Regions from separate parts of the Homo sapiens genome. Here region 2 is linked to region 1. A link is an interaction called in ENCODE POLR2A ChIA-PET data of the cell type or tissue named here. Cell type or tissue: A673. All regions are shown on one strand.

Region 1 (8,000 bases):
AGAATAAAGACAAGGACCACATCCTCAGACCTTTTTGCTAACGCTTCCCCCAGAAATAAATAGAAATATTTTACAGGAAAAAAAATTATGGTAACTGCCATTTGTAATATTAATGTCTATCTCATCCCTTATTTATTGAGCACTATGTGCTAGGTAATGTGGTAGGCATTTATTTTTTACATAAACCTCTACAGGAGGTACTATTTTCCAAATTACTTTGAACCCTGGAGTTGGCAAGTTTCAATTTTAAAATGTGTAAAATTTGTATAATAATACCTCTACCAGGCCAGGCACTGTGGTTCACGCCTGTAATCCCAGCACTTTGGGAGGCTGAGGTAGGCGGATCACGAGGTCAGGAGATCAAGACCATCCTGGCTAACACGGTGAAACCCGTCTCTACTAAAAATACAAAAATTTAGCTGGGTGGCAGGTGCCTGTAGTCCCAGCTATTCGGTAGGCTGAGGAAGGAGAATGGCGTGAACCCGGAAGGCGGAGGTTGCGGTGAGTGGAGGTAGCACCACTGCACTCTAGCCTGGGCAACAGAGCGAGGCTCTGTCTCAAAAAAGAAATAATAATAATATCTCTACTAGAGGATTGCGTGGAAAAGAAAGTGCCAAGCTTCAGAGTCGATGCCTGAGTTGTTTCCACTATTCCATGTTATAGGGTCTTAGCCTTCTTAGAAAATGAAGCACCATTGATTAGAAACTTTGCACCATGGGAAGAGAAATGGAAGGGAAATATGTATATGTGTGTGCATGCATGTGTATATGTTTATGTGATGTGTGTGTGTGTGTGTGTGTGTATGTAGGGGTGAAAGACTACATCACAGTCAGGAGCTCTGGAAGTAATGGAATGTCTGATGATGGCCATGAGATGGGGCAGATTTACCTCTGTTTATCCTGCCTTCCTCTAGACCACCATCGTGAATGTGGAAGAGACATTCACATACCCTCAGGGGGCTCCTTGCTGTGGTGGGATGCAGCCAATGCTCTCAGTACCTCTTTCTACTTTTTATTAGAGAGAAATAAGAAGTTAGGTCATTGAAGGCGGGGCACAGTGGCTCAAGCCTGTAATCCCAGCACTTTGGGAGGCCAAAGTGGGTGGATCACGAGGTCGAGAGATCAAGACCATCCTGGCCAACAGGGTGAAACCCTGTCTCTAATAAAAATACAAAAATTAGCTGGGCATGGTGGCGGGCACCTGTAGTCCTAGCTACTCGGGTGGCTGAGGCAGGAGAATCACTTGAACCAGGGAGGCGGAGGTTGCAGTGAGCTGAGATTGCGCCACTGCACTCCAGCCTGGCAACAGACTGAGACTCCGTCTCAAAAAAAAAAAAAAAAAGAAAAGAAAAAGAAGTTAGGTCATTGTAGACCAGTTGCTACAGACTACCTCAGAGAGATACAGTGCCCTCAGAAAGCACATTCTTTTGGGTTTCTAATACAATAGAATCAATGTATTATTTTTTTTTTGTTTTTAGTTTTTAGATACAAGATTTTGCTACATTGCCCAGGCTGGACTCAAAGTCCTGGGCTCAAGGGATCCTCCAGCCTTCCCCATACCTGGGACTACAGGTGCACACCACCAAGTAGTGGCACACCGTTTGGTGCCCGACCAAGAACCAATATATTATTGAAGAAATAAAGGATTCGTTGACATGCATCACAGACACACATCAAAAATTTGTACACTTAGATCATTTTTTTAAAATCTTTTTGTCGTACTCCTCTGCCTTTAACTATAATTTTTAAAAATACTAAATAAATGATATGCTTGGGAAGAAAAGCAAATACTACCAAACTATGTAAGGCAAATGATGAAAATGGCTCCATCACCTTCCTTGTTCCTGTCTCCTCACCTACCACATCCTCATGCTCATGAGCTGGCCCATAGCTCTCCAGCACACCTCTGTGTGTAAATGAGCTTGCATAGATTTTTTTTAAATGATACTATTCTATACATATTATTTGCTGCTTGCTCTTTTCATTCAAAAATGATCACAATTATCTTTCCTCGCATATAGATCCACCCAATCTTTTTCTCTTTCCTTTTTCCTTTTTCTTAATGTAGTGCAATTTATTTAACTCTCCCTACTGATGTTTGTTTTATTTGTCTACAGCAGTGGTCCCCCACCTTTTTGGCAACAGGGACTGATTTTGTGGAAGACAATTTTTCCATGAATGGGGGCAGGAGCAGGGGATAGTTTCGGGATGATTCAAGCACATTACATTTGTTGTGTATTTTATTACTATTATTATTACATTGTAAGATATAATGAAATAATTCTGCAACTCACCATAATGTAGAGTCAGTGGGAGCCCTGAACTTGTCTTCCTGCAAATAGATGGTCCCATCTGGGGGTGATGAGAGACACCGACAGATCATCAGGCATTAGATTATCATAAGGAGTGCATAATCTAGATCCCTCACATGCGCAGTTCACAATAGGATTCAGTCTCCTATGAGAATCTAATGCCACCACTGATCTGACAGGAGACAGAGTTCAGACGCTAATGCAAGAGATGAGGACCAGCTGTAAATACAGATGAAGCTTCGCTCGCTAGCCCACCACTCACCTCCAGCTGTGCAGCCCAGTTACTAACAGGCCACAGATCACCACCAGTACGTGGCCTGGTTTTGGGGACCCCTGGTCTGCAGTATTTTATAATTTAAAAAAATCTGAGCAGAACCTATTTGAGCTCTGGATTTGTCTTTGGATTAACGTTTCTAACAGGATTTATTGCTAAAAACAAAATTTCATGGACAAAGGATACTTGCAGTTGAGATAAGATTTTCAAAGGTTTTATACAAATCTACATAAATGTTAGAAAAGGATCTCTGAGAAAATTTTTAAGTCCACAAGGATTATTTCTGTGAATGTTTACGAATATAATTTTGATAAATATAAGAAATGTGAATAACAAAGATGTGCATGTAACCATTAGAAACAGAAAAAATGGAATATATATAAACAGAAAAATTAGCCCTTGTTATTACCCTAATTTTTTCATTGTCACAATCTACTTTGCTTTTATAAACCAATAGTTTTTATAAACCTTTAAAATTTGATATATAAATCTAAGACTATCTTTAAATATAGTGGCTATATTCTTGAATCTAGTATCACAAATAAAGAATATTAGATTTGAATTTTAGAGACTTAGAATAGTATAAGCTATATTTAAGAAGACATTTAAGACAGTTAACAGTATTTATAATTTTGTCTGGAGGAAACATTATTCTTAAGGTATTTATTACCAAATTTACTTAAAATGCCCCCAACATAAAATATTCTAGAAAAACCTAGTCAGGTTTCTGCAGAAAGTATTTAGTTTATACTGTAGCTACTATGACGGTTTGCACATTACATTTATTTAGGATCACATGCTTACTGAGATGTAAATTACTTTCACAATTTTTTTGGTCTTATTTATTTTTGCCTCTCCCAGCTTCCATCACTGAATGAAATCGAGGCATCAAACATTGGTTTCATGTATTTTTTTTGTAGCAACAACTGTAGAAATTGTGTATGATGAAAAGGTCTTAACTACTGCTTAAAGAGAAAAAGAAATTGTGTGGTTTATTTTTAAAGGGTGCACTCACACACTCACAAAGTAGTGGGGTTGAAAGGAGAGAAAAAAGAGTAAAAGTTCATTGGAACCCAATGATTTATTGGGAAAGGCTCAGCGAGCTCACATAAAAACCAAAGGGGGGAAGTGGTCGGACATTGGGTCAAATCTCCATTCACATGTTGTGTAATAAAAGGCTGACTGTAGCCTTTCAGCCTTGCTTCTAGTCATAGACAATGGCAATTGCAGAGCAAGACTAATAACAGGATTTAGCATAAATCCACCACAGGAAGTGAACAGTTGTACTGGCAAATAATTAGCCAGGAAACATTTTATAGCAGCATCAGGATGCGTCCGTGAGCTTTCAAACTCTCAATGCATTTGTGATCATGAAAACATAATTAGTTCTCAGCGATTGTAATTTTTGTGTGTGTTTGTTGTAAGATGGTTCCTTTCCCCTCCTTTCTTTTCACAAACAGGCCTTATTTTTCCTATCCTAATTTAGCAGCCCCAGTGAGGGTTTTGAAGTCTCAAGGGAGGGGTTTAGAATGTTCTCTTTTTTCTCCTGCTGATGCTTTTTTATTGCAAGGTGGATGGTGTTTATTTTGCACAGCTAACAAGTGAGTTCAAAGCAATACGTTGCTCTTGAACTTTTGCCAGATTCCCAAAGCTGAAAGCTCCCCTGCGTGGTAGAACCGACCTGTACTATCAAAGCCTGACTAATTTGCAAAGGAATGTCAAAATGACTGGTGCACTGCATTTTCCACCACCCGCTTCATTTGACACTTAAAGGAAAGCTAAGTGGGAGTGTAAAAGGAAGGAAATTCATTCAAGGAAGCGTACCTTATAATGTGTGAATTAATTTCAGAAGAGAATGAGAGCTCATTGCCGAGTACTTGCATTTTCATCTTCTGTGCTCTTTGTTGTAGTTACTGTTTTTGTAAGGGTTGCTAATAAACATTATGCTTCTGTTCTCACATCATCCATATTAGGAGGAAATGCTGTCATTAGACTTGGCTTTGAAATCCTTTGTGTCAAAGTGTCTACATGAAGCTGCTTCATCTGATTTAGTCACACCAGTCAAAGAGCGGCCTCATGAAGACAAACACTTGGTCCAGGGCGATATTTTTTTCGCCTTTCAACACTCTAAAAAATCATTTCCTCAGAACCAAGAGAATTACATATATGAACAAATATAAATTGTTTTTAGAGGAGACAAGACTGATAAATAAAGTCCTACACTTCACATTTAAAAGCATAATTCAGGGATGATATTTGAAAATGGAATTCAGCTCACCTAAAAATTACGCTGAAACAAAGGTCACAGAGAATCAGATCAAATAGGAGACTTTGATTTAATTTAGTCTAATTCTAATCTCTGTGTTCCAATTGCATTTTATAACCTCGAATTTTATTTAAAACTTATATTGAAAATATGACATTGACATATTCACCCAAATAAGTTCATCTGCAAATCATTTCTTTAAGCATTGACCCTAAAATTTCATTACTATTTCTGATTGTTTTCCCGGGGAGTTTGCTGTGATTTATATAAATTGCCATTGTCATCAGCCAGGTGAACAGAAACCTTACCTTCAAAATTGTTTTCCTTGCTTGAGTTTTGACCATGAATTTCTTAATGTTCCCTTCTACCTAAAACTGAACTCCATATCTCAGCATGGTTTTGACCACTAAATGTGTACCTTATCTCTGTTACCAAAATCTGAGGTAATCTGGCAATGCGTCAGTTACTTGGAAGTGAGCTACTAAGGTACAGTCATGTAGTAGTTGTCTAAAAAGTGAGTGAACGTCAAACTGAAGGCCATGCTGCTAAAGGATGAAGGCCAGAGTCACATGGATCCAGGTTTGCATTACAGCTTTAGCACTTACCAGTTCTATGGCCACTGCTAATTAATTACCTTTCAAAGGCTTAGCTTCCTCATGTGTAAAATGAGGCTAATTTTACCACCTAACCTGTGGTTTATTGTCCTCCGTACTGTGAATGTCAAACAATAAACACTTAATAAATGTTATCTATTACAAAATCAAAGCAGTTTGGAAATAATATGCTGCAAGAATCAGGAATTCCTTCAAGTGGGCTTAAAATATAGGAAATATGGCCAAGCGCGGTGGCTCTCGCCTGTAATCCTAGCACTTTGGGAGGGTGAGTCCGGTGGATCACCTGAGGTCAGGAGTTCGAGACCAGCCTGGCCAACATAGTGAAACCCCGTCTCTATGAAAATACAAAATTCGCCACATGTGGTGGCATGCTCCTGTAACCCCAGCTATTTGGGAGGCTGAGGCAGGAGAATCACTTGAACCAGGGAGGCAGAGGTTGCAGTGAGCTGAGATCACGCCATTGCACTCCAGCCTGGGCAACAGGAGCGAAACTCTGTCTAAAAAAAAAATAAAATTATATACATATATATATATACACATATATATGTATATATATATGTGTATATATACACTTATATATATACATATATATATACACATATATATGTATATATATACATACATACATGAAATATATTATGGAACAAAAAATCTGGAGGTAAGGAAAACTTCAAGTTTGGTATCATCAAATTTCCAGCTTTGTCTTGCAATGTTCTTGGTCTTTCCTGAGTTAGTTGTCTTCAGGATAGTGCCTCTCATAGTTGCAAAATAGCTGCCAGCAACAACCAGGACAACCCATGTCTTTGTTGAAATCTACCAGAAGAGAGAGGGGAGGAAAGTGCTCTTCAACCATAAAACTCTGTGCAGTATGACTGAGAAAAACTTAAGCTCCATACCCATCATATGTGTCATGATGGCAGACACCAGAGAAATATTTTGCCCTGATTGTCTTAAGCTTGGTTGTCAGAGCTAGTTTCTAGCATGGGAGAAGAAATTTCTTTTTTCTTTTTTCTTTTTTTTTTGGTTTGTTTGTTTGTTTTGAGACAGAGTCTTGCTCTGTTGCCAGGTTGGAGTGCAGTGGCACCATCTTGGCTCACTGTAACTTCTGCCTCCCAGGTTCAAGCTATTCTCCTGCCTCAACCTCCCAAGTCGCTGGAACTATAGATGCCCGCCACCATGCCCAGCTAATTTTTTTTTTTTTTTTTTTTTTTTGAATTTTAGTAGAGACAGGGTTTCACCATGTTGCCCAGCTTGGTTGTCTAACTGAGCTCAGGCAATCTGCCCGCCTCGGCCCCGCAAAGTGCTAGGATTACAGGCATGAGCCACTGTGCCTAGCCGGGAGAAGAGATTTCTTTTTTTTCTTTTACTTTCTTTTCTTTTCTTTTCTTTCTTTCTTTTTTTCTTCTTTTCTTTCTTTGTTTTCTTTTTTTTCTTTTCTTTTCCTTTCTTCTTTTCTTTTCTTTTTCTTTTTTTTTTGAGACAGAGTTTCACTATTGTTGCCCAGGTTGGAGTGCAGTGGTGCAATCTTGGCTCACGGTGACCTCTGCCTCCTGGGTTCAAGCGATTCTCCTGTCTCAGCCTCCCGAGTAGCCAGGATTACAGGTGCATGCCACCATGCCCTGCTAATTTTTGTATTTTTTAGTAGAGACGGGGTTTCATCATATTGGTCAGGCTGGTCTTGAACTCCCGACCTGAGGTGATCCGCCCTCCTTGGCCCCCCAAAGTGCTGGGATTACAGGCGTGAGCCACTGCGCCCAGCCAGGGAGAAGAGATTTCTATGTTTGATCTATACCATTGAGGATCTCACCGTAGAGCTGAATTGAAAGTCATCTTCCCCTGAGTCATATGGGCTAGATGCAGAAGGATGGATGCATAGACAGAGTTGGGGTATTGTTAGGAAGGTTGAAAAAAGTTGTGGGGGTCTATTAGTCAGGGTCGCAGAAGAAAAGAAATGGCGCATTCAAACTGAATAGTTAGAGTTCTAATCACAAAGGTAAGGGCAGAGTTACTTCTATTAGTTACAACAACCAGGAATTGTTACCAAGCCTAAACCTGAAGGGGTAGGGGAAGAAGTAGTTAGCACAACCCAGGAATAAAATGACTGTGAATGAGGACACCTGATAGGATTGTGACCTTTATCAGGGGACTCAACCAGTCCCCCAGCCATCTTAAACAACTTTACTGGGGATATTTCAAGGATTGTTGGGGTATCACTCTCCTTCCACCCCCTAATTTCTTCCTGGTGCCTCCTGTTGGTGGAACACAGCCAGAAGCCAGAGGGCATGAAAGTCTGCTGGTGGAGTTCAGGGAGGTCAGCATCCCAGGCACAGAGTGAGATGGGGGAAGAAAGGAAAGATAGCCAGAACAAGAACCTAGGACAGGCCACTTCTGGGTAAGCAAACAACAGAGTGTAAAAGTATTCTCTAAGACATCACAGAAATACAAAAGAGAGAAAGAGGGGGAAAACAAAAAAATAGAAATATTAAAGAAGGGTGGAAGAAAAAAAGTTTTTTGGCAAACAGAAATAGGTTGGAA
Region 2 (8,000 bases), 580 kb before region 1:
CTCTATCCTTTTTGTAAGTTACTCTTACACTAATTATTATTTTATTGCATTTAGTTACATTGTTTGACGAGCTATTTGAGAGCAAAGTATCTTAGAAGATGAATTATCTGAGAGAAATTTTTTTTCTTGTTTAATGATTGTTTTTAAAGACTTTTAACATATCAAGTACCATTATTCTCATATTTACTCAACTTTAATAAGAATGTTACATATACATCCATTATGTAACAAATTATGTGAAATATATGATTTGGGGATTCTGTAGTGGTTACTGAATTATAGTCACTCACAACTCATTAGCACAGCCTTGATCCCATGCTTAATGGATGGAGTTCATAAAGTAATGTGAAACAGTAATATTGGAGGTAGAGTGTAGATGAACTTTGTATTAATATGGAATAATTTAATTTGCATGACTCTTCCATAAATAAAGAGATGCATATCATCTACAAATTTATATATAGCACAAATCTATTTCAATAGAGATCACAGCTGTCTCTTGCATGCAGTAGTTATAAATATCACATGAGACAGCTGTTTAGTAAACAAATGGTGCTTTATATTGAATTAGAGTGTCAAAATCGAACTTCTTATTTCTAATGGTTTCTTAATAGTTGAAACTTAGTATACATCAGTAAGATGTTTATGTATAACTGTCAGGAAAAATGTAGTTTGGGACACTCTTTTTTCCATTTTAATTTTTCTATTTCATCAGCTTTAGGGGGACAAGTGGTTTTATGTTTACATGAATAAATTGTACAATTAGTAAAGTCTGGGATTTTAATGTACCCATCACTGAATAGTGTACATTGTACCAAATAGGTATTTTTTTTCATCCCTCATCCCCTTCTCACCCTCCCTACTTCCGAGTCTCCAATGTCCATGAAACTACTCTGTATGCCTTTGTGTACCCATAACTTAGTTCCTGCTTGTAAGTGAGAACCACAGTATTTAGTTGTCTGTTCCTGAGTTACTTAGAATAATGGCCTCCAGCTCCATCCAAGTTGATGCAAAAGATATTTCATATTCTTTTTTTTAATGGCTGAGTAGTATTCCATGGTGTATATACGTATACCACATTTCAGGACACTATTTCTTAACCTTCTCTTCTGATTGAAAGTTTTTTTTTTTACATTTTCAGTGGAAAACTTCAAACATATTTAATAGACAGCACAATCTACTAAATATGTTTAGTAGACTATGTCATGAACAGTGTAATGAATCTGTCTGTACCCATATCACAACTTTCACAATTGTTAGTTCTAGGACAAATCTTGTTTCATCTATTCAGGCATCAATTCCCCACCCCCCAACCCTCATCCCATATTTTAGAAATTATTTTTTTTATAATAGTTTTAGATTTGCAGAAAAATTGAGAAGACAGTACAGAGGGTTCTTATATATATCACACCCAATTTCCCCTATTATTACTATCTTACATTATTATGATGCATTTGTTACAAATAATAAACCAATATCAATACAATATTATTAACTAAAGTCCATCATTTATTTAGATTTCCTTATTTTTTGCCTAAAGCCCTTTTTCTGTTTCAGGGTCCTACCTGGAATATCATGTTGTATTTAGTTGTCTTTGGCTGTGACAGTTTTTCTTGCTTTTGAAGACCTTGACAGTTTTGAGGAGTTCCAGTCAGATATTTTTAGAATACTCTATTAGAATTTGTCTGATTTTTTTTCTCATGACATAAGATTGAGGTTATGGGTTATTCACAGAGGTGAAGTGCCATTTTCATCACATCACATCACGTCGCACTATCAGCATGATTTATGACTGCTGACGTTCGCCTTGATCACCTGGCTGAAGTAATGTTTGTTAGGTTTTTCTACAGTAAATCTACCCCACCCTCTAAGGAAGTCACTATAACCAGTCCACACTTAAGGTATGTTTCTTCTTGAGGGGGTATCTACATAAGATATTTGAAATTCTTTTGCATGGATTTGTCTTTTCTTCCCCATTTAATAATTGATTCAATTATAATTTTTTAATTGATACATAATATTTGTACATATTTATGGGATACATGTGATATTTTGTTACATGCATAGACTATATAATGATTCATATTATTTTAAAGCAAATTCCAGATGTCATATGTTTTCTGTTATATATATTTCAATGTTTATCTCTGAATGATTAGGATTCTATTTTTAACATAATAATGATTCATAATACATCATGTAAAAATTAATAATAATTCCTTGATATATCATCAAATATCCATTCTGTGTTCACATTTCTGATTATTTTATAAATAACTTTTAAAAAATGTTTAATTCAAAATTAAGATTTATACATTGTGTTAATCTTATTAACCCTTATTAACTCTCTTTTAATCTATAGTTTACTTCCTGGATTTCTCTTTGTTTTTTTTCCTGTAATTTACTTTTTGGAAGATCAGTTACATGTGAAAAACTTTATTTTTAAAAACTTTCATTTATTTGTCTGGCCAACAGGTATATTTTTAATTTGGAACATAAAATACATTAAAAAATCAAAGACTCTAATACCCATTAACTCATAAAATACTCATTAACTACTTACTGTACATCTACTATGTGCCAAGTGCTGGAAATATAATGATAAATCAGAATTAGAAGAGGAAAAAGAAAACCACAGTTGAGCTAAATTCACTTATCTTGCTTTGTTTGCCTCAACATAGGTAATGGAAGAAAATATTTAATTGGGGTTTGTTTTGTGCCAGAAACAGGTAAATACTATTTTCTCATTTAGAAGTTGAAGAAGCTGAATTGTAGAGTTTTTACCATAAGATGTCCTAGTGTGACTTGATCTCAGGCAGTGTAGCTCTGAAGTCTAACCAGGGCTTGGCAAACTATTTTTGTAAAGGGCCAGATATTTAATGTTTTATTTGTATACCGCATATGATCTCTGCTGCTGCTGCTTCTCCTCCTTCTTCTTTTATAACCCTTAACAAATATAAAATTTAGTTTCAGCTTGCAGGTCATATAAAAACAGACCATAAGGCAAATTTGTCTCACAGCTCATAGCTTTCTAACTAACCATCACACTGCCTCTTGGCAACATCGTAATTGTCACACTCAGAATAACCTCAGAAATTATGGCATCTTAAGGGCTTAATTCTTCCTTTGTCATGCGTTGGATCTACCTCCTCTTGTTTTCAGCATCCATAAAAGTATGCAACAGTAGGTTCAAGTTCCCAGGTAATTTCTCTATCAGATATATCCCCTTAGGGCCTGGGTAAAGGAATATAAACAGCTCAGAACTCAAAACCTCTAAATATCAAGGAAATCTAAATACAGGGGTAGTTGATCTGAATTATTTCCACGGTACCCAAGAATGAGTGGCCTAAATAAGCAGGGGAAGTGAAATATTTCCTCTTCACAAATGAAGAGGGCAACTTTGACTTTTGTGGTCACAACTCCTCTGCAGGGTGGTCTTTGTTGTTTAGGTGGGAATCCACTCAGCTGTTGGGAGTGTGAAAGAGGCTCGAAGAGATGCTTTCTGATGGTGAAAGACATCCAGAGAAGAACGCTACATCTGATTTTGTTTTTTGAGACAGAGTCTTACACTGTTGCCCAGGCTGGAGTGGTGCGATCTTGGCTCACTGCAGCCTCCGCCTCCCAGGTTCAAGCAATTCTCCTGCCTCAGCCTCCTGAGTAGCTGGGGCTACAGGCACCTGCCACCACGCTTGGCTAATTTTTGTGTTTTCAGTAGAGATGAGGTTTTGCCATGTTGGCCAGGCTGGTCTTGAACTCCTGACCTCAAGTGATCTGCCTGCCTCGGCCTCCCAAAGTTCTGGGATTACAGGCATGAGCCACCGTGCCCAGCCCATCTGATTTTAAAGAAAGACTTTCTTCTGTGAACTGTGAATGAGGAGGGCTAGACACAGTCAAGGGCCTGCTCATGGTCATGGTTCTACCACTGAAGGGCTGTCAGTTCATGGTTCTTTCTGGTCTATACATCTGAAAAATCATAAGCTAGGCTAGGATCCCATGGTAAAAACTGAGACTCAATGTAACCCCATTGGAGACCTGGTATCTCCAGCTACATTTATTGGGCATGCAAAGTGCCATAAGCCATGCTAAGCAATTTACACAGTGTTTCACTTGATCCTCTTACCTTAATGTGATTAGCGTCATTATGTCCATTTTATATATGAGGAAATTGAGGTGTTAAAGATTAAACAACTTACTTAAAATCATAGAACTAGTAAGACTGATACTCAAGTCCAGATATGTCTGATTACAAAGTTTCAATGGATAATTTTTGAGTATCCAGTGGTGAAACTCCCCATGGATATTCACCCAATCAAAGGAATCAAATACCTTCTAAATACCAGGCATTGCACTGGGGATATCATGAAGAACAAAACAAAGTCCCCGCCCTTACAGAGGAATGTACCCTCTTCTCCCTTATGGATCACTGACCCCACCTTTCATGTATCTTTCTACCTGTGTGTGATAGCATTCATTATACACATGGTCCATACTCATGTAATTAGATACACACACCTGCTGTCTTCTTTTACATTTTCCACCAACAGGAGAAACCAAATGTAGAGAGTGATGATAAACACGAATATCTTGACAATGAGTCCACACGTCACCTGAAGAGGACCCTGATTCACATTGACTGACTGGAACCTCAGTTTCTCTAGCTATAGAGAGGATTAATTACACTTGACAGCTACTGTCAAGCGAAACAGAAAGCTTATACTTAGAAACATCCACAAGGATGAATATGTATTAAATATTTTGAAATGTGGATGGATATTATCTATTTGTATATATATATGCATTCTTGCCATTTCTTACTCAATTTATTTCCTATTTTTCATCTCCATTGATACTAGAATATACTTTTTAAATTTGTAGAATCAGGCCTGTGATTTTACAGTCACAAACATATAAGCAAGCTACAGTTCTTTAAAAATGTGAACTACTCAGGTATCAACTTTGATCAGATTCAATTGTTTGATCCAAACTTTGGTAAGGTTCAATCACCTGATCTATTGCAAGGTTTCCAAGTTCATGTGGTCTTAGAGTTTTACATCATTTAGAAACTCAGAGCGCCAAGTAATCAGATAGCCTGTATTTAGCTTGTAGTTCTACCACTTTCAAACAGTGGACTTGGAGAATTTGCTTAATCTCAAATCTCAATTTCCTCACTAATAAAATGGGGTAATACTACCTCATAAAGTTGTGAGGAAGATGATAAAAAGTGCTTATTAGTATCTGTCACACATAAGTGATAAATGTTAGTCATTATTAATATTTAAAATGACATTATTAAAATGTATAACTCATAGTCTAATTTTGAATTGTAATGAACTGATTTTGATCCTGAATTTTGATCCTCTTGGTCTATTTTTTTGTTTTATAACTGTTCATTCATTTAAAATAATTTTATTTAGCTTTTTTTCAACCTGTATAATATTTTCTCTACTGTACTTGTCATGGAAAAAAAGAAGGGAATAAGCTAGTTTCTGCTCTGAGGTAATGATAATTTTGCTGGAAGGTTAGTGTTACAGATTTGTTCTTCTCAGTCTTTGATATGCAGGAGAGCATGTGAGGATCTTGATAAAATGCAGCCTCTGATTCAGCAGGTCTGGAATGGTGCATGAGAGTCTGGATTTCTAGCAAGCTCCCAGGTGATGTCAATGCTGCTGGTCCACAGAACACACTTGGAATGGTATAAACAGCTGTAGGATTTTGAGGACAGAGGTTAATGTTGACTCTGCCTTTTCCATGATATTAACAAAAGAAAGACACAAACAACATGCACTTTTTTATACATCATTTCATAGGTAGAGGTTCAAAGTTTTTTCACGATAATGAAAACAATGATATTTTACCAGGAAGAGTGGGGCAATGCTTGCAACTCATTCACAACAATCTTGCAAACTGTAAGGCATATCTTTGTCCTGGGCTCTAATTTTTCTGTAAGTTTCTAAATATTCTAATGAATATCTACTAGATTTTTACCATGTACGTCTTCTGCTGTAAGTCACCTCAAATTTTCTTTACTTGAAAGAGGTAAAATATGAACAAATGCATTCCATTCTATTGTTTTAGTCAGATAGCACTGATTTAAAACATTGAAGGCTTTAAGTTGAAAGTTAAATTCAAGTGAAAGAGACCATCATTAAATAATTCTAATGATGTGGCATCTTTTTATCTGTTGAATCAGAAGTTCTTATTTTTTTTGTGGGGGAAAAAAAGCTATGTGTTAGAGCCATATTTAAAATGCAATCTTCATATATTTTCATTTAGGTACACTGTATTGTAAAGATCAGTTAATAAACTATGATAATGCTTGTTAGAAATGACGAGTATTAATAAGAAATGACTAGAACACTGTGTGGAAGATTCTGCTAAGATACATCTTCAGACTCAAGTGCTGGAATGTCAGCAAGCATTGTCAAAACATTGCTGAGTTGAAAGAATGATTTTGGTGACTCTCTCTTACTTATTTCACAAATATCTCTCTCCTATTCACTTTTATCTAAAGAGTTGCTATTATTTCTGCTTTTGTCTGACTTTACTTTCATCTTACATATCAGGGACTGAAACCCTCATTCCTCTAATTGTGTCTGACATGAAGCTGTCAATCTTATCTCCAAGTCTTTTATTGAAATGTTCCAGATGTGTGGGCAGAATCTAGGATTGTAGGCGCGACTGGCCCCTGATTCTTAAATGGTCAGTGCATCCTCTTTTTCCCTAGCTTCCAGGGCTGTCCACCAAAGTCATGCATGTAATGATACTTCAAAGCACCTTTTTTAAAATCTAGCCTTTTATTTTCCTTCTTCAGAAAATGACTAGCATAGTGTGTCATTTTCTCTTATTGTCGGTATGCAAGTCTCCAATTCCCAAGGGAGCACACAGATAGATTTCTCCCAAAGAGTTTTACATTTTCAGCTCACCAGTCTAAGCTTCTTTGAATTGGGTTTAGAACAAAATTGCAAATATTATTTCCATTTTCACATAGGCCAAAAGTCAAATATAAGTATTCTAAAGGGGAGTGTCAAAAATCTCCTTGATCAAATGCCCATTCTTTCATTATTTGTAAATGACCTTTAAAACTTTAGATCACCAGAGAGCTCCCTTTTAGGTACAGAGGCACACATATTTTTATTTTACTTTTTTTTTGCAAAAGTTTCCCCCTTTCTGTTCTTTTCCAATGTGGACTCTGGGCAGATGTATAGACCAAATGATTCATTTCCAAAATGTCCCACTCCAATTGAACTGTATTCATTTTAGACTCTCAGATCAATGGGGCTTGTCTAACAACTGGATGTACTCAGTGCTCTTCTGTGTTTACTTGTTTTGTTTTTAATATCATAAGATCAAGACAATATTGCTACTTTCCCACCCCACATTTCCTTTTTGTTTTTATAGCTCCAACGTGTTTTTCCCTAGTGGACATAATTAAGTCTAGAGTTTGTTGCTCCAATATCCTTCCTCTACTTCTGAGTGATTAAAAAAATCAGTAAGGTATGCAAAGACATTATTGAACATTCTTCATTTCACCAAATAATACAAATAACAAAATTTGATTAGTTGTGGCTCCTTAACACTTTTTGCCCGTATTTATACCAGTTTTACATATTTTCCCATTCAACCACTTATTTGTCTCTCTCTTTTACTTGACTATATGCACCTGGAGGCATGGACTCCATCTTGACTTTCTCCAGTGAAGACAGGTACTCAGTGGGAGCTTAGTTCATTGCCATCAAATGGCTAAAAATATACTCTTACAAAAATCTTTTTATGCCTTAGTTCAAGTTCTAAAATAAAGTAACCGTAGATAATTTTGTTAAATGTTAGTGAGACAAGATCTTTGTTGTCCAGGCTGGAGTGCAGTGACACAGTCCTGGCTCACTGCAGCCTTAACCTCCTGGGCCCAGGTGATCCTCTCACCTCAGCCTCCTGAGTAGCTGGGACTACAGGTAACAGGCATGTGCCATCATTCTTAGCTAACTTAAAAACAACAACAAAAA

Evidence for each region. Peaks named below come from ENCODE experiments on the same cell type or tissue, not always from the same donor. Only the 100,000 strongest peaks of a DNase experiment are listed, where the experiment ranks them.
Region 2: POLR2A ChIA-PET joins it to region 1 with 15 read pairs; 2 of 35 experiments call an interaction of 5 or more read pairs at or near these places.

The regions. Positions count from the first base shown.
Region 1 is chr13:80,231,533-80,239,532 of GRCh38, forward strand. No RefSeq gene overlaps it. Among named protein-coding and RNA genes, the nearest start is that of SPRY2, 110 kb to the right of the region's middle. In A673, no CTCF peak of the experiment used is centred here; DNase peaks (open chromatin) are centred at 4,189 and 4,369; H3K4me3 peaks cover 410 bases; H3K27ac peaks cover 2,395 bases.
Region 2 is chr13:79,649,098-79,657,097 of GRCh38, forward strand. No RefSeq gene overlaps it. Among named protein-coding and RNA genes, the nearest start is that of LINC01068, 86 kb to the left of the region's middle. In A673, no CTCF peak of the experiment used is centred here; no DNase peak of the experiment used is centred here.